Regions from separate parts of the Homo sapiens genome. Here region 1 is linked to region 2. A link is a loop called in an ENCODE intact Hi-C map of the cell type or tissue named here. Cell type or tissue: PC-9. All regions are shown on one strand. Links, peaks and the distances in the headings refer to the core of each region. The heading gives the core; the rest is flanking DNA.

What was found. Hi-C counts contacts between places; a loop is a spot of excess contacts. Peaks named below come from ENCODE experiments on the same cell type or tissue, not always from the same donor. Only the 100,000 strongest peaks of a DNase experiment are listed, where the experiment ranks them.
Region 1: it touches region 2 in a loop (10-fold over the local background); 6 of 110 quality-filtered maps call a loop at or near these places.

The regions. Positions count from the first base shown.
Region 1 is chr21:28,043,919-28,052,358 of GRCh38, reverse strand. LINC01697 (long intergenic non-protein coding RNA 1697) reads right to left here and starts at 3,945. Exons shown (of 5, transcript NR_126010.1): 1 at 3,822-3,945. In PC-9, for the core only: no CTCF peak of the experiment used is centred there; no DNase peak of the experiment used is centred there.
Region 2 is chr21:27,755,939-27,764,378 of GRCh38, reverse strand. No RefSeq gene overlaps it. Among named protein-coding and RNA genes, the nearest start is that of LINC00113, 38 kb to the right of the region's middle. In PC-9, for the core only: a CTCF peak has its summit at 5,099 (motif pointing left); no DNase peak of the experiment used is centred there.

The DNA.
Region 1 (8,440 bases), core at 3,422-5,921, 290 kb before region 2:
CATTGTCAGTTATCTAAGCTGACTAAAATTTCTGGTAGGCAGATCCTAAATCTTGGATTATCAAGGACCTACACCCAATATTATCCTAAGACTCAAAGCTAAGCAGTTACTTGATTTTATAACCTCTTTAGAAGAATCAAAACTGGAGTATACAAAAAGTTTTCCTAAATACAGTTTTGAATAATAGGGTCATAGATTTAGTATCATTAATACTTGCATATAAAGAAAGAAAACCAAAGGGTTTATTTACTTTTGAATCTTATAATTATCCAACTCATATCCATCAAAAGTAGGTACTCATTACAGACCAATGTTTCACAAGCCCCAGTGAGCACGGATTGCTTAACACAGAGAGAAATTGTTATTCCCTGATACACAGACTGAGAAACAGAAATGATTAAGAAAGGCCTACCCTCCGGTGGCCAACCTCTTTGGAAGTAAAGGATATCTACATCATGTTTCCTTTGATGTTAGGAATGAGGACTCCAGACTAACACAGATTGTATTTTCCCTGGTACAAATCATAATTTCCTCAAATTTTCCAGTTCCAACCACTAGATGTCATGCAGAGACCATAAAGTAGAACATCTTAGTGGTTTCTGTTGTTTTTTTTCCCCCCACGTCGAGCATTACCAATTTTATGAACTTCAACATTTAAGGTGGTTTGGAAAAATTTTAAGTGACAGGCATTAAAGACACAGGTCAGTGCAATTTATTTCACAGTCTGGGTGCATAGACATTATGGCAAAAATATATAGAATTAAAAGTACTACCTCATTCATTGCAAAGCATTATTTCCGGAATCTGAAAAATTCATGCAAGTGGGTTCCAAAAAAATAAAAAATAAAAAAGATAGAAATTCTAAAGCCTCCCTTCTTTAACAATCACCTACTTTACCCTGGTAGACAAAACTGGAATTCAAGAAAATGGAAAGAAAGCGTGTATAATAGAAAAAAAATCAAAAGTTTTGGATTAAATACTAGCTTGGACATGTGCTAATTGAGTAAACCTGCTGTAATACTTAACTTCTGTAAGTATCTGTTTGCTGGTCTGTGAAATGAGAATACCTGACATGCAATAATTGGGAAGTTTCAATAAAACATTGTGTATATATATATTTTATATTTTATATATATATATATATATATATATATATATATATATATATATATATATATATATATCTCAGGACCTCAGAAGATAATTAAAGAGTTATAGATTCTGGAGTCAGCAAGTTATGAGTGAGAGGTGAAGCGACTGGAAGAGGACTAAGTTGTCCAAAAAGACTGCAGCAGATTAAAAAAAAAAAAAAGCATCTGGCTTTAGGTATAGGAACATTTCAGAAATGGGTAAGCAAAAGATAAGAAAGAATCTACAGATACCTGTTTGGGTGTATAAGTAAAAAGATAATTTCAAAATCATTTCTTTATTGTTTATAATTAGATAAGCCTCCTGTAGTGGGAAATGAGAGTAAGAAGACAGAAAAAAAAATTGACCTCTTGAGAATAAAAATTCTCAAGGTGAAAGGAGATGGGATTCAGACGTGGACAAGGCTGATTGGAAAGATAAAGGATCCCTCTAAGCATACAATTAAAAATACAAACAATAATAAACCAAAATAAGTTTAAGGCAGGCCAACAGAGTTTGAAGAAGTAAACAATATAACATCTCACCCACCACCACACAAAGCTAGTTTTTTAATCGAGAAAACTTATACTATGGGAATCATGGCCTTTATCCTAAGAGCCATACTAGATGTAAAAATCTCTCTAAAGTACATGATACATATTTAAATATACACACATACATACACACATACACATATGCATATATAAGTTTTTGAAAAACAAAATTATGAAAAAGTTTTCTTTTTTATGCATCTTTTGCTTGTATCAATAAATCCTACAGTCAACTTACAATGAAGGCCAGTTTTTCTCAAACGCCGTAATGCTCTGCCTAAATCATTCATTTTAAAAATGATGGGTAAAACTTTACAAATAAAATGAAGTATACTTTATGTTAAATAATTTTGAATTCTCTATATTTAAAAATAATATTGAGATTATTACTCCAGTAAACAAAACTGAAATGCTAAAGATTACATTTAAATAACACATTCTTTATTATTATTATTTTCTTATTTTAAATTTTACTTTAAGTTCTGGGATATGTGTGCAGAACATGCAGGTTTGTTACATAGGTATACATGTGCCGTGGTGGTTTGCTGAACCTAACAAACTGTCATGTAGGTTTTAAGCCTCGCATGCATTAGGTATTTGTCCTAATGCTCTTCCTCTCTCCCCTTGCCCCCCACCCCCCGACATAGTGCATTAAAACATCAAGTATTGTAATTTGCAGTTTGTGATACACCGTGTAGGCTAGAATAAGAAACCTTTTAAGTATGAAATAGGAAGATATAAAGAAATTAATTAATTTTTAAATTTAATTTTAAATTTTCAATTAATGTTTATATTTTAATAATAATGCTTATAGTTTAATATTAGCTATTGATGTTTTATCTATAAAGGTAGACTATGAAATTTACTTTTTGCATATTTCAACTTTCTTAGTTTTCAAGATTTTTCAAATCATGTACATATTTGATGATTTTTATGATTCATTGAGGTAACTATTTGATAATATTGTTCAAAATGACCACATTAATTATGTTTTTAGTAATGATTTACTCCCCAAAAGGTATATGTTTCCACCTTAAATTCCTGTAAATAAAATTCTTGTGATAGCTTCTTAAAAAGTAAGAGAAAAGAAAGAGAAAACTGATTCGTTTCTACTTGGAGCTTGATTTCAAATATGTAAACCCCAACTACGTAATTCTGTACACAGGAATCTCATTATTTATTTTCATAGTTGCTGCTTTATTTAAAATTTTGTCTCTAAAGTTTATATTTGGCAAGACAAATAAAAATAAGCTGGTTTATAATTTTTCTTATTCTAAGATGTGCATGTGTATATGTGTAAATATGTTTTAATTTCTAATGGCCTGTCCAGATGAAGGTATCACTCCTGGAGACATGGCAACCCATATGAGAATGTTTATATACACTGGGGTGGAGAAGAACAGCCATGCCCAAATCCTAATTTAAATCACCTTCACCTTTGAAATGTTAAAACTGTATGTGTCTTTTTCAGTTTCTCTCTGCTCCTCCTTTTCTCCTATGCTCTTGCTCAGAAAACATTTAATTTCAACTCAGGTGTATTTATTAGAAAGAATCCTTCCATTTTAATTTTTTTGAAAGTCATTGGAAGCAGATCCTGTGTCCTTATAAAATTCCACAATAAAACATTTACTTTTGTAAGCTATGTGTATCTAGATGGTGATATTATTGTTAGGAAATAAAAGGAGAGCATTTGGTAACTATGGCAACATGATATGTTTCAAAAGAAATATGGACTCTTTTTCCTTGAAGAAATTAGATATTTTCCTTGACTGGTACTTAGGGATCCAAGTCTAGAAGAGAAATAGGATTTTTTAAGGCTCACTATTTTAGTCTTTTTTTTTTTTGGAAATTGTTCACCTAGCCACATCTGACAAAATAAAAGATTAAATTTGAGGCTGCAGAAACAAAATTGCAGTTGTAATTTGCCAGCACCTAGTCCATGTTAGGGTAAACAAACACAGTCAATTCCCATTTATCTAAAGTTTAAGCAATAATAATTTTCAAAAATGGAATTTCTTGCCGTATTATTTTTTCTCCAAAACGCACAAAATGAGAATGTGTTAGTCTAGTCTCATGCTGCTGATAAAGACATACTGAAGACTGGGCAATATAAAAAGGAAAGAGGTATAATGGAGAACTCACAGTTCCACATGGCTGGGGAAGCCTCACAATCGTGGCAGAAGACAAGGAGGTGCAAGTCACATCTTACGTGGATGGCAGCAGGCAAAAAGAGAGCTTGTGCAGAGAAACTTACATTTTTAAAACTATCAAATCTCATGAGACTCATTCACTGTCATGAGAACAGCGTAGGAAAGATCCACCCCCATAATTCAATCACCTCCCACCCGGTTCCTCCCAGGACATGTGGGAATTGTGGGAGTTACAATTTAAGATGAGATTTGGGTGGGGACACAGCCAAACCATATCAGAGAATATTCTTTATATAGAGATATATTGAAAAATGTTACTTCTGGTTTCAGTCATTACACAATAATAGAGTCCGACTTCTAAGTCAATAGTTTTAAACGAACAATTTATTTTCACCACAAAGATTCCAAAACACTATGTGACTGTGAATTATCATCCTAATCAGATTAATTTTTTGATATAATTTTAGGGTTAGTTTGGATTATTAGTGTGTGAGTTCTGTGAAAATTATGACAGTAAAATATGCCTGTAGCCATCAGCCTATAACAGGAGATCTCATTGTGAGCTCAAGGAAGAAGGAAACACACTGAAATTTCTATATTGGTGCAGGATGATGGTAATTGCAAGAAAGGGCTTAAATAAAACAGTAGTATAAAACTCAATCTGATACAAAAAAGTCAGCGGCAAGACAAAAATAGTTTATAAATATAAAATAAGGAATCAAATCTAAGCTTGTGCGTGAATAAGATTAAAAAATTATCAAATTCATGTTCAGTATGGTAGGAGTGACCTAGACAAAAGATGAGGAAGAAAGAGTGACTATCTAAGTAATTTTATGGGATTATTATGACTTTTAAAAATATTTGATCTTTTGAACATCTCACAGGATAAAATATTGAATTAATTAGAATATTTAGTTGACTGAAACACCCATTTTCTTACTTATTTTAAAAAACTGAATTTTAATGTATATAAGTATAGATTAATGAATGTATACATAAACACAGAGAAAGAGAGAGAGAGAAAAAAACATTCTCTGCATATTGCTTCTTCTTGCAAGAATGTTAAGAACAAACATTTTTCTTTATGTCTCTCTCCAATTAAGTTAAAGATGGTGGAGCTGCATACTAGTTGCTATTATAATAGCTTTTTCATAACATTTTGTTCACAGTTGGGAAAAACAAATGAGCAAATAAACATTGAGATGTAAAAGCAGTGTACCACTACCTTTAACGTACCAGTCTTTATTAGGTAAGAGAGTGTTTTGATGTGTATATTATCTTCTGCTTTATAAGGTAGCTTACTTTCACCTGCTTAGGTGGGAACAGATAGATGATAGATAGATAGATAGATAGATAGATAGATAGATAGATAAATAGCCAGATAGATTAGGTAGATATATAGACATATAGGTAGATGGATAGATAGTGTCTTAGTCCGTTTTGTGCTAATGTAGCATGCCTTAGACTGGGTAATTTATAAAGAACAGAGACTTATTTCTTACAGTTCTCGAGACTGGGAAATCCAAGGTTGAGGAACCTACATGTAACAAGGACCTTCCTTCTGTGTTATCCCATGGTGGAAGGCAGAAGAGCAAGACAGCATGTATGCATGTGACAGAGAAATAGGAATAGTGCTGAACTAATCCTTTTATCAAGAACTCACTTCCTAGGTAGCTAACCTACTCTCAAGATAATGGCATTAATCAATTCATTCAGCAGAGCACTTGTAACCTAAGTTACCTCTTAACAAAAACATTTTTGTCAACTAAAGTACAGGGTTCATGAGACAAATAAAATTCATTTATATCGTATATAAAGTAACTTAGGTTAGCACATTTTCTTCCTCTACCAACTTCAGTGAGGTTGTGTCACACATGTGAAATACAGTTAGATTTTTTTTTTGCTTAGATGGTGTCAGGGATCTCCAGACATACTATATGTTTCTTTTTAAATTTGCGTACATTAAGGTTTACTATTTCTTCTGTAAAGTTCTGTTGGTTTTGACAAATACCTAATGCCATGTATCCACCATTACAGTATCATACAGCATATAATCATAGCTTTATTGACAGAAGAATCATTTGTGCATCAATTATTCTTCCATCCTCCTTTACTCCCCACAAACATTTGGCAACCCCTGATAGGTTTCTTTCTTGTGGAATGTCACATAATCAGAATCACTAGTCTGTATCCTTTTCAAATTGGCTTATTTCACTTAGAAATTTGCATTTAAGATTCTTTCATTTTTTTCATGATTTGATTGCTCTTATCTTTTTATCATTGAATATTATCTCACCATATGGATGTATCACAGACTATCTGTTCTCCTCTTGGGGAACGTCTTGATTGCTTCCAGTTTGGGGTAATTATGAATAAAGCATCTATAAAAATATAAATAGAATTTTTGTGGGCAAAAATTAACAAATCAGTTTAGTAAAAATCTAGGAGCATGCTTGCTGAATTATATGTTTAGCTTGATAAGAAATTGAAAAGCTCAGGAGGCTGAGGCAGGAGAATGGCATGAACCCGGGAGGCAGAGTTTGCAGTGAGCTAAGATTGTGCCACTGTACTCCAGACTGGGCGACAGAGTGAGATTCCGTCCCAGAAAAAAAAAAAAAAAAAAAAAAAGAAATTGAAAAGTTGTCTTCCAAGGAATCTGTACAGTTTTTCATTTCCACCAGAAAAGAATGAGAGTTCCTGTTACTCTGCATTCTTCTCAGTATTAAGTATTATCAGATTTTTAGATTTTAGCAATTCTAATAAATAAGTAGTGGTTCCTAATTGTTTTAATTTGCAATGTTCTGGTAACAAATGATGTTGACCATCTTTATTTTCTATCTGTGTATCTTCTTTGATGAGGTGTCTATTTAAATCTTTTGCCAACTTTCAAATGTGGTTTTCTTATAGTTGAGTCTTAAATGTTTATTGTATATTTTGGATACAAGCCTTTTATCAGATGCATGTCTTGCAAATTTTTTCCCAGTCTATTACTTTTTAAAAATTATCCTAACAGTGACTTTCACAGGGCTGAAGCTTTTAATTTTAGTAACATCTAAGCTTTCACAGAATCGTTTTGTGGTTGTATCCAAAATCTTATGGCCAAATTCAAGGTCTTCTAAATTCTCTCCTATATTTGTAGTTTTGCATTTAAATCTATGTTCTATTCTAAGTTGATTTTTTGTGAAGCTCTGAGGTTCGTGTCTCCAGGTTCATTTTTTTATGTGTGTGCAGAAGGATAGCCCATTGTTGCAGCACCACTCACTACATTTATTGCAAAGACTATTCCTTTGCTATTGAATTGCATTTTGCTCCTTTGTCAAAGATCAGTTGATTATATTTGTATGAGGCCTATTTCTGGACCCACTAGTTCCATTGAACTATGTGTGAATTCTTTAGTCAATACCACACTGTCTTGACACTGTGCCTTTATAGTAAGTCTTAAAATCGGGTAGCATGCATCCTCCAACTTTATGTTTTTTCAGTTTTTATTGAGTATTTCAGGTTTTTTGGCTTTTCATATAAACATTATATATATGTTTGTTGATATCTAAAAAGGAGTATTTTTCTAAAAAATTGGGATTGCATTGAATATATTCATCAAATAGGAAAGAATTAACATCTTAACAATAGTGAAGTAATGTTGAACTTATCACACTTTATTTAGATCTTCTGTAATTTCTTTTATCAGAATTTTGTAGTTTTGCACATGTAGTAAAAGACATGTAGATTATTAAAAAGTTTTGTCAGATTTATATCTCAGTATTTATTTTCATGTCTGTGCAATTGTAAATGGCATTTTTAGAAACTAATATTGTTTCTCATTGCTCACTGCAAAGGATGAATTTCTTAATAAGTAACTAACTTTTGTATATTGACCTTGTTTTCTGAGATCTTATAATTAGATTTAAAAAACTACTTGTTTTTGCAAATTCCTTGAGATCTGTTATATAGATAATAATATAAACTCAGCACAGATAGTTCTAATTTTTCCTTTTCTATCTTTTTTATTTCTTTTATTGTCTTATTGCACTTGTTAAGACTTTTAGTACAATGTTGAGTAGAAATGATGAGAGAAGTTATCTTTGCCTTGTTCCCAGTCTTAGGAGAAAAGCTTCCAGTCTCTCAACATTAAATATGATTCCACCTGTAGGATTTTTGTAGGTGTCTTCATCAAATACAGGGAGTTCCCATCCTCTCTACTTCTAATTTGCTAATACTTCTTATTATGAATAGGTTTCATGTATTTTCAAATGCTTTTTCTGTATCTATTGATATAATTATTCAATTTTCTTCTTTATTAGTCTTTAATGTGGTAGATAACACTGACTTCTGGATGTAGAACAGTCTTGCATACCTGGAGTAATTCCTTCTTGATCATGGTGTAGAATTATTTTTATATGTTGTTGTTTGATTTGTTAATATTTTATTGAAAAATTTTGAATCTGTATTCATGTGAAATTTTCACCTGTGTTCATAATCTTTAGTTTTCTTTTCTGTAAGGGCTTTATCTATATTTAGTATTAGAGTAACACTGTCTTCATAAAAAATGTTAGGAAACATTCTCATTTTTTTCTACTTCCTGACAGGGATTGTGGAAAATTTTACAGTTTC
Region 2 (8,440 bases), core at 3,579-6,078:
AACATGAGTGTTCAAATATCTCTTTGAGACTCTTCTTTCAATACTTTTGGTTAAAAGTATTGGTTAAAATCCCAGATGTGGAATTGTTGGGTAATATGGTAGTTCTATTTTTAATTTTTTATAATTTTTGCATAGTGGTTGCACAATCCCGCCAACAGTGTACTAGGGTTCCAATTTCTCCACATTCTCACTAACATTTGTTATTTTCTGTTTTGTTTCATTTTTTTGATAGCAGTCATACTAGTGAATGTAAGATGATATCTTGTGATTTTAACTTGCATTTCCCTAATTATTTATGATGTCAAATATTTGTTTTATATGACTGTGGTCCATTTGCGTATTACTTTTGGAGAAATATCTATTCAAGTCCTTAGCCCATTTAAAAAAATAAGTTATTTGATTTTTGTTATTGAGTTATAGAAGTTCTTTTTATATTTTCTGTATAACAATTTACTATCATATCCATATATATGTATAGATATATATGATTTGCAAATATTTTCTCCTACTCCATAGGTTGCCTTTTCAGGCTGTTAGGTGTGTCCTTCAATGCACAAAAGTTTTTGAGTTTGATATAGTCCCTTTTCTACTTTTGCTTTCTTTCCCTGTGCTTTGGTGTCATATGTGAGAACACATTGTCATGTCCTATGTCATGAAGCTTTTCTTCTATGCTTTTAGTTCCAGGAGTTTTAAGTTTTTGATTTTTTAAACTTTGTCTTAAAAAAATCAGAATTTCTCACTTAGTGTGAGTCATGAAACGAAATCATTGTTACTTGACAGCATTTAAAATTGCTTTACATGTGTGCCTCAGTAAACACAGCTGCAACAAATTAATTCATTCATTTTGTTGTGCAAATGATTGATTTAAATAGGTTTACATAATTATAAACCTATTACAGGAAGTGTTAATCATAATTTGTTTCAGAAGTAGAAAATGCTTCCGCTAAATTACATATGTCAAGTTGTAATCACATAAGACTATTTGTTATTTTTATACCTCTTCTGTATTTCTACCTCTGTACTTTTATTAAGCCCTCTCATAGCCCTCTCTGCTTAAGTCAAGTGTTTTTTTAAAGACCCAGATAACCCTATCCTGCCTCCCCCACACACTCACAAGAAGCCTTCTCTATTTTGCCATCCCATGTGCATTCCTTTTCTAAGTCAGTGCATATGATCAATTGTATTCTTTAATTCTCTGTATACTATTATTATTAGAGTTTTGTTTGTAAATGAAGCAAATTCAACAAAGTGGAAGTCTTTTTCTGTGTGGTTGAAGGGGATCAACTCTTGTCTTAGTCCATTTGCATAGCTGTAAAGGAATACTATGAGGCTGAGGAATTTATAAAGAAAAGAGGTTTATTTGGCTTACACTCGTGCAGGCTGTGCAAGCATGGTACCAGCATCTGCTTCTGATGAGGGCTTCAGAAAGTTTTCACTCATGGCAGAAGGGAAAGGAGAGAAACCAACACACGGTGAGAGAGAAGGAAAAAGTGAATAAAGGGAGGCTCCAGACTCTTTTGAAAAAGCAGACCTTGGAGGTGCTAGGAGTGCTGCATGACCTAGATGCCTTTCACTAAGCTCCACCTCCAACACTGAGGATCAAATTTCAAGATGACATTTAAAGGGAACAAATATCCAAACAATATCAACTTTATTTCTTCCCTGAAATCTCTAGATTCATTATTAAATATGAGAATCAAATACCAAACTATTTATAATATCCTAAGATTTCATTACCACGTGGTGACAACATCAACGATAGAAGAAGGTCATAATTTTAGGGAAGTTACAACTGTAGCCTGACATATCAGCTGTGATATCCTTTAGGGCACACTAAAATAGTAACCATGGATGAAGAGGAGCATCTTTTGTGATAGGGGTAGGAAAAGAAACAAATCCAAGACTAATGTAATTTTACAAAGGCAAAGAGAAAATGAGCCAAAATGTTAACACTAATTATCACTAAATTATATGTTTATACATGACTTTAAATTTTTCATGTGGATCTTTATTTTTTAAGCATTCTACTAAGCCCATATTATTTTAATGGATGGGGAAAAATTTATTACAAAGGGGAAAGTGAGTGAAGGAATTATAATAGCTAACAGATTTTATAAAAGAGAACTTAGAATCATGTTATTTTGCTACACTGCAGGAAATAAAACTTTTTGTTGAAAAGCAGCATGGAAATGTGTGTGTGAATGCTGGGGAATGAGGAATGGAATGTTGGGACTAGAGATTATTAATATAGAGAAAGGAAACTTTCTTTATCCTCTGAAGGTTTGATAATTACTAACAGGAGAAAAAAACATTTTAATTATTTGCATACACATAGGAGTCCCACAAAATATGAGACTTGAAAAGGGGGCAGATGATTGAAACATATATAACATCTTGAGCTGAAGAAAGGAATACAGGCCTGGGGATTCTAGGGTTGGTGGTGACACAAGTTATGGGAGAGTGAGGGGAGAAAATGCAGGGTGAACAAAGGTTGTCTTGTTATGCAAACAAAAGGTCTTTCAGGTAATAAACAGTCTCAGAAAAAGAGGCGATAGTCTGTGATAAAATCTGCCTGGGCATGTTGTCAACTTTCAGTTTCCTCCCCTGTGATACTTTTACTTTTCCCTGGCTGATGAGATTCCCAGGAAAAACACTCATGACAAGTGTATTCTTTCTAGAGGGCCAATCTTTAGACAGATAAGGAAAGTTCAGGGAGAGCCCCTCCTTGCACTATTGCAGGAGAAAGAGGGTAAGAGACAGAAGAGCAGGAGGTCAGAGTGACATTGGTTCTGAAGTTGCTTCTATGGTCTTTCAACTCCTTTGATTCAAAGTACTCAGCATTCCAAAGTGCCATAGGAGGTATCAGTTTCTCAACCCCAACAGTAAGGTTTTGGGGACTGTTTTGTGCTAGCAAAGGGTTTTCTTTCTTTCTTTCTTTCTTTCTTTCTTTCTTTCTTTCTTTCTTTCTTTCTTTCTTTCTTTCTGTCTTTCTTTAAACTGATGTCTTAGAGGGGAAATGTTTAAATATCTCTTGAGTGCCTTCACCTAGATTGTAAATATGTATAATTTGTAGAATTAAATCTCAGTAATTTGTAAACTCTAAATACTTACACACTAAAGGAATGGATTTAATAATTTATTTTATGAAAAAGTATTTAACCCAATTGTATCAGTTGTGATCCAATCAGGAGGGAGAAACCAACACAGTAATGTGAACAGAGGAAGTTTGATATAAAAGTTATTAATTTTAACAGGAGATTTGTGTATGGAGGAATAGGATTGTAATAAATGAAAAGAATTTTATAGAGTACAGGATTAGCTGATGCAAAAGTGAGGGAGTGTTCTCCAATCCCTGGTGCTGAAATACAGCATCCAGTAAGACTGCTCCCTCCCTACCAAGATGAGATTCAAGCCTTATTGGAAAGGGTAAGAATGTGGCTCACTACCATGTGTCCATGTGTTCTCAACACTCAGCTCCCACATATAAGTGAGAACATGCACTGTTTGGTTTTTCTGTTCCTGCATTAGTTTTCTGAGGATAATGACTTCCAGCCCCATCCATGTCCCTACAAAAGACATGATCTCATTCCTTTTTGTGACTGCATAGTATTCCATGGTGTGTATGTACCATATTTTCTTTATCCAGTCTATCATTGATGGACATTTAGGTTGATTCCATGTCTTTGCTATTGTGAATAGTGCTGCAGTGAACGTACACATGCGTATATGTTCCTGATTGAATGATTTATATTCCTTTGGGTATATACCCAATAATGGGATTGCTGGGTCAAATGGTATTTCTGCCTCTAAGTCTTTGAGGAATTGCCGGGGAGAGAACAACACAGACTAGGGCCTGTTGGAGGGTGGGGCATGGGAGGAGGGAGAGCATCAGGAAGAACAGCTAATGGATGCTGGGCTTAATACCTAGGTGATGGGATGATCTGTGCAGCAAACCACAAGGCACATGTTTACCTATGTACCAAACTGCACACTCTATATCCTGAACATGTTCCCTTGAGCTTAAAAGTTGGAAATCAAAAATTAAAAAAAAGAAAAAAAAGAAAAGAGAATGTGGCTCTCACTGGGTGGCAGAGTAGTTGCAGTGGGGCTGTACTGGAAGAAATTGCTGAAAATATGCCTTTTGGGCAGGCAGGAGATTCATCCTCTGGGGTGTCATGGAAAGCTATTGATTTTTCCAGAGAGACTCAACTGCTAAATTATCTGAAAGGAGTGCAAAAGGAAGCTGATGGTCTCTGGGTGCTGCTGAACAGGAGCCAGGTGTTGGAGAAGGTGTGTTCCACTGTGAGAGCCTGATGAGGGAGCATACCAGACCTGGGATGAAATCCCTTCCACCTCCAGCATCTCTCCACCACCATCTGCTGGCAAGTTTTTACATTCTGGCAGCTATTTGAAGGGCCCAGATTCTTTTTCTCAGAACAGGCAATAGTGAATTTGCCTCTGGAAGGCAATAAATTAATTACTGGTACAGTCACCTTGTTGCTGGAAACAGTTGTTTATTCTTTTTTTTTTTATTGCCATTAACTTGGTGCTTCCTAGGTTAGAATTGATAGTAATTGCAGAGATAAACGGCGTTGTCTATGTCTAAAAATTATGCAAACTTGTAAATAAGTCTAAAGTAGGCAGCATGTCCTTTAAGTGGCATAAGTTGACAAAGTGATGCAGGATATTTTCTTGACCCTTGGTGGGACTCAAAAGAGGGGTGCACCATTTACTCAACCTGTCCTGTTCAACCCCTTGTGGGAGGGAGCACCCATGCAAATGAGTACGGGAATTGAAGCGAATGAGCTCAGGAACTTGCCAGCAATTTAGGTGCCTGCATGAGCAAACTCTGCTCACTCAGGTTGACTGTGTCCCACCCATCGCAGGAGGAAGTGTGCAGGTGAGTGAGTGCAGGAAAAAACTGGCTGCTTTAGTGCTGGCAGGAGCAAACTTCATGCAGGCCTCTTGGCAGGATCCAGGTGGGGTTCCCCAAGGCCCCAGAGGGCATGTTACAATACTCTTTTAGCTCCGCCGCCGTCCACAGAAAGCAGTGTGTTATCAGCTCAGCCAGCCCTTTGGCTTATTGCATGGGGCAGCTGCCCTCTGCTGGCAATGGCAAAGGGCCACTGTGACAGCCTTTGTGGGTGTCCACACTTGGTGCATCCCAAATTCTTGTCCGGTGCCCAAGAGGAATGAGGTCGCAAATATAAATTGAAGGATGGTGAATGTGGTGAATTTTATTGCGTGACGAGAGCGGCTCTCAGCAAGAGGGGAGATGGAAAGGGGATGGGAAGGGCAGGTTGCTCTCCTCTGATATTAAGTCACCTCTGCCTCTCTCTTGTGAAGTCAAGTTGCTGCTTTCCGACATCCAGCTGCCATCTCTGGAGTCAAACTGCCTCTCTCAACATCCAGCCACTTTTCCTCTCTGCTGGCTGAGCCTGAGGTCTTTATAGGCACAGAATTGGGGCAGGGTGGGCTGTAGGTGGTTATGGAAAAAGCAACATTCAATTGGTAAAAATATGCTATTCAGAAAGAACCAATCGGGAGAGAGCGGGTACACAGGGATGGAAGTTCTCACTTCGGGCCATTGGGTTTCAGGCTTTTTGACTCAGGGATGGGATTTTGCCAGGGACCTGCCCCTGTCTGCCTAGAATTTCTCAGACTCCTGCCTCTATCATTGCATCAAGAGGCCACTTGGATATTATAAAAGGCAAAAAGTGCAACAGTTATAAAAGTGTGGGCCTTGAACCAGCAATTTTAGCTTTACTGTGTAAACTTAAGAGAAATGCAAAATTGCATGTCAAGACCTACTGAATCAAAAACTCTGAGGATGAATCTCAGCAGTTTGTATTTTAACGAGCCCTCCAGATGGATCTGATATGTGCTAATGCTTAATAACTAATCATCTAGAGTAAAGTACTCAGTTCAGTTCCGTATTTATTATTGAGTTAGAGTCCCAGGCTTAATGAAGTTTTATGTAAATTGGAATTTTCTTCCCACTTGACAAATATATTTCATGGAAGAGGAACAAATAAGCACAAAAGTGTATAGTCTACACAAGAACACCTAAAACAATTTCCTTTAAGCACACACCCCATTATACCTTAGTGTGACAAATTTAACATGTTCATTCACATGGTCACAAACTTGAACCATCACATAGCATAGAAGAATTAGAAGCAAAAGTAAATAAGATTAAAATTATTCTTAGTAATCAATGTTACACTGCTCAGACTAGTTAGAAATTATTTAGTTGCCCAGTAATTGTGCTTAATAAAACAGACTCTTTGGGCACAGACTTTCATAATGATATGGCTTAGAAAACTTTCAGGCTGCCATGGTAGGCTGCATTACAAATTCTAAGACTCTCAAGTCTGGAAGCAAATGTACTTGATGAGAGCAGACGGCAGACCCAAGATTCTTTGGAATAAGCAAGACTGAATGAAATAATGAGGAGGACTTGCTTGTAGTTACTGGTTGGTTATATTGTTGGCATGATTTTAAACAATTTTCCTACTGCACTTCTAATTGACATGCTAGTGAACAAACTCAGACTCTTTTCATGTTCAGCCTTTGCCTGTTTATCTAATGTTCTCTTTCCAATAACATATTTCACTCCTGTTTATTGCCTGGATTTTGTTAATGGGGTACTCCACTCTGTATCACATTCATATTTATCTTACAACCTATTTTATAATAACTACTTTAGTCTATTTGGGTTGCTATAACAAAATGCCATAGACTGGGTGGCTTATAACAACAAAAATCTATTTCTCATAGTTCTGAAAGCTTGGAAGTCTAAGACCAAGGTGTAAGCAGATTCGGTGTCTGGGGAGGGCCCTCTTTCTGGTGCATAGATAGTGCCTTCTCCCCATGTCTTTAAATAGTGAAAAAGAAAAGGCAGTGCCTGGGTTCTCTTTGATAAGGACCATAGTCTCATTAATGGGGACTTTCTCTACATAACCCCATCACCTTCCAAAGGTGCTGCTCCTTAGCACCATCACATTGGTGATTAGGTTTTAACATAGAAATTTTGAAGGGATACAAACATTCAGACCACAGCAATAACTTTATACTCCTGGTGAGCTGCGGCCAGCTAACTAAAACCTTGTTCTACTAAGTATTCAAATTATATTTTACATGTCAACTAATGAATGTTTCCAGCTAGGTCCTTCATAATCATCACTTCATATTCCCATATAAGAAACAAGATTGCATACCAGCAATTCTTTTAAGATAATTTTAAATTTAAGTTTGTAAAAATTGATAAGCCATATAACAAACATACATGAGGAAAATATTAATATCACTTTATTCTCATCACTAAAAGGGAAACGAGAAGCTTCATTAATTAGAGGTCATTACAATAATAGGTATGTATGAGGAAATAAAGCCATTTTCTTATGATAGTAGCAGAACTGGAATGGAAAAGCAAACTATAGAATCTGTTATTAATGTAGACATTGTAAAGCTAAAAATTCAATATGTAAATGCAGGATATTTATGGACTTCAGCTTGGACTATATTATCTCTATGATCCACCAACTTTATAAAATTCTATGGTGATCAAAGATGAGGGAGAATTTAAGTACCTAAAATTTAAAATGTTGAGAAAAAAATATGAAGCTGGAGGAAGAAAAGGAATAGAAACATACAGGACAATTTTGAATGTGAGTCTATTTTCTAACTTACGTTGGACATGAAAGTAGGAAAGTCTGATAGAGAGTTGTAGTTACAGGATTGGTCTTTTGCAAAATATTAGTCCTGGAGATATGCTTCTTAGTATTTTTCTCAAATTATTTCTAAATTATGAGGTTCCTTATAATAAAATTAAAAGCCAATGAACATAGATATTATTAGTTGTAATATAAAACAAATAGAACATGAAGCAGTGCTATTAGTTAAAATGAATTGCAAAGGGCTGGTCTGGACTCAGTCAAAGAATGTTTGGGTCTGCCAGCTGGCATGACTAATAATTAGACTTATTTCACTTGAAATTTGATTTATTACTAAACCAGGAAACAAGAATTGCATAGAATACATGTGTAAAGAGAGAGTGAGTAAAGAAAAACAATAGAGTTGCACAGCTCATCTATGTTGCCCTAGTTCCTCACGGGGGCATGGCAGAACCATAGGGTCCATGATGTAGAGTAATAGTAGTTAAGGCACAAGGCTATTAATATGAACGGAGAGTGCATTAATCCATTCTCACACTGCTATAAAGAACTGCCCAAGACTGGGTAATTTAGAAAGAAAAGAGGTTTAATTGACTCACAGTTCTGCAGGGCTGGGGAGGCCTCAGGAAACTTACCATCATGGTGGAAAGGGAAGTGAACACATCCTGTTTCACATGGATGCAGGAAGGAAAAGTGCCAAACCAAAGGGGAAAAAGCCCCTTGTAAAATCATCAGGTATTGTGAGAACTCACTATCATGAGAAC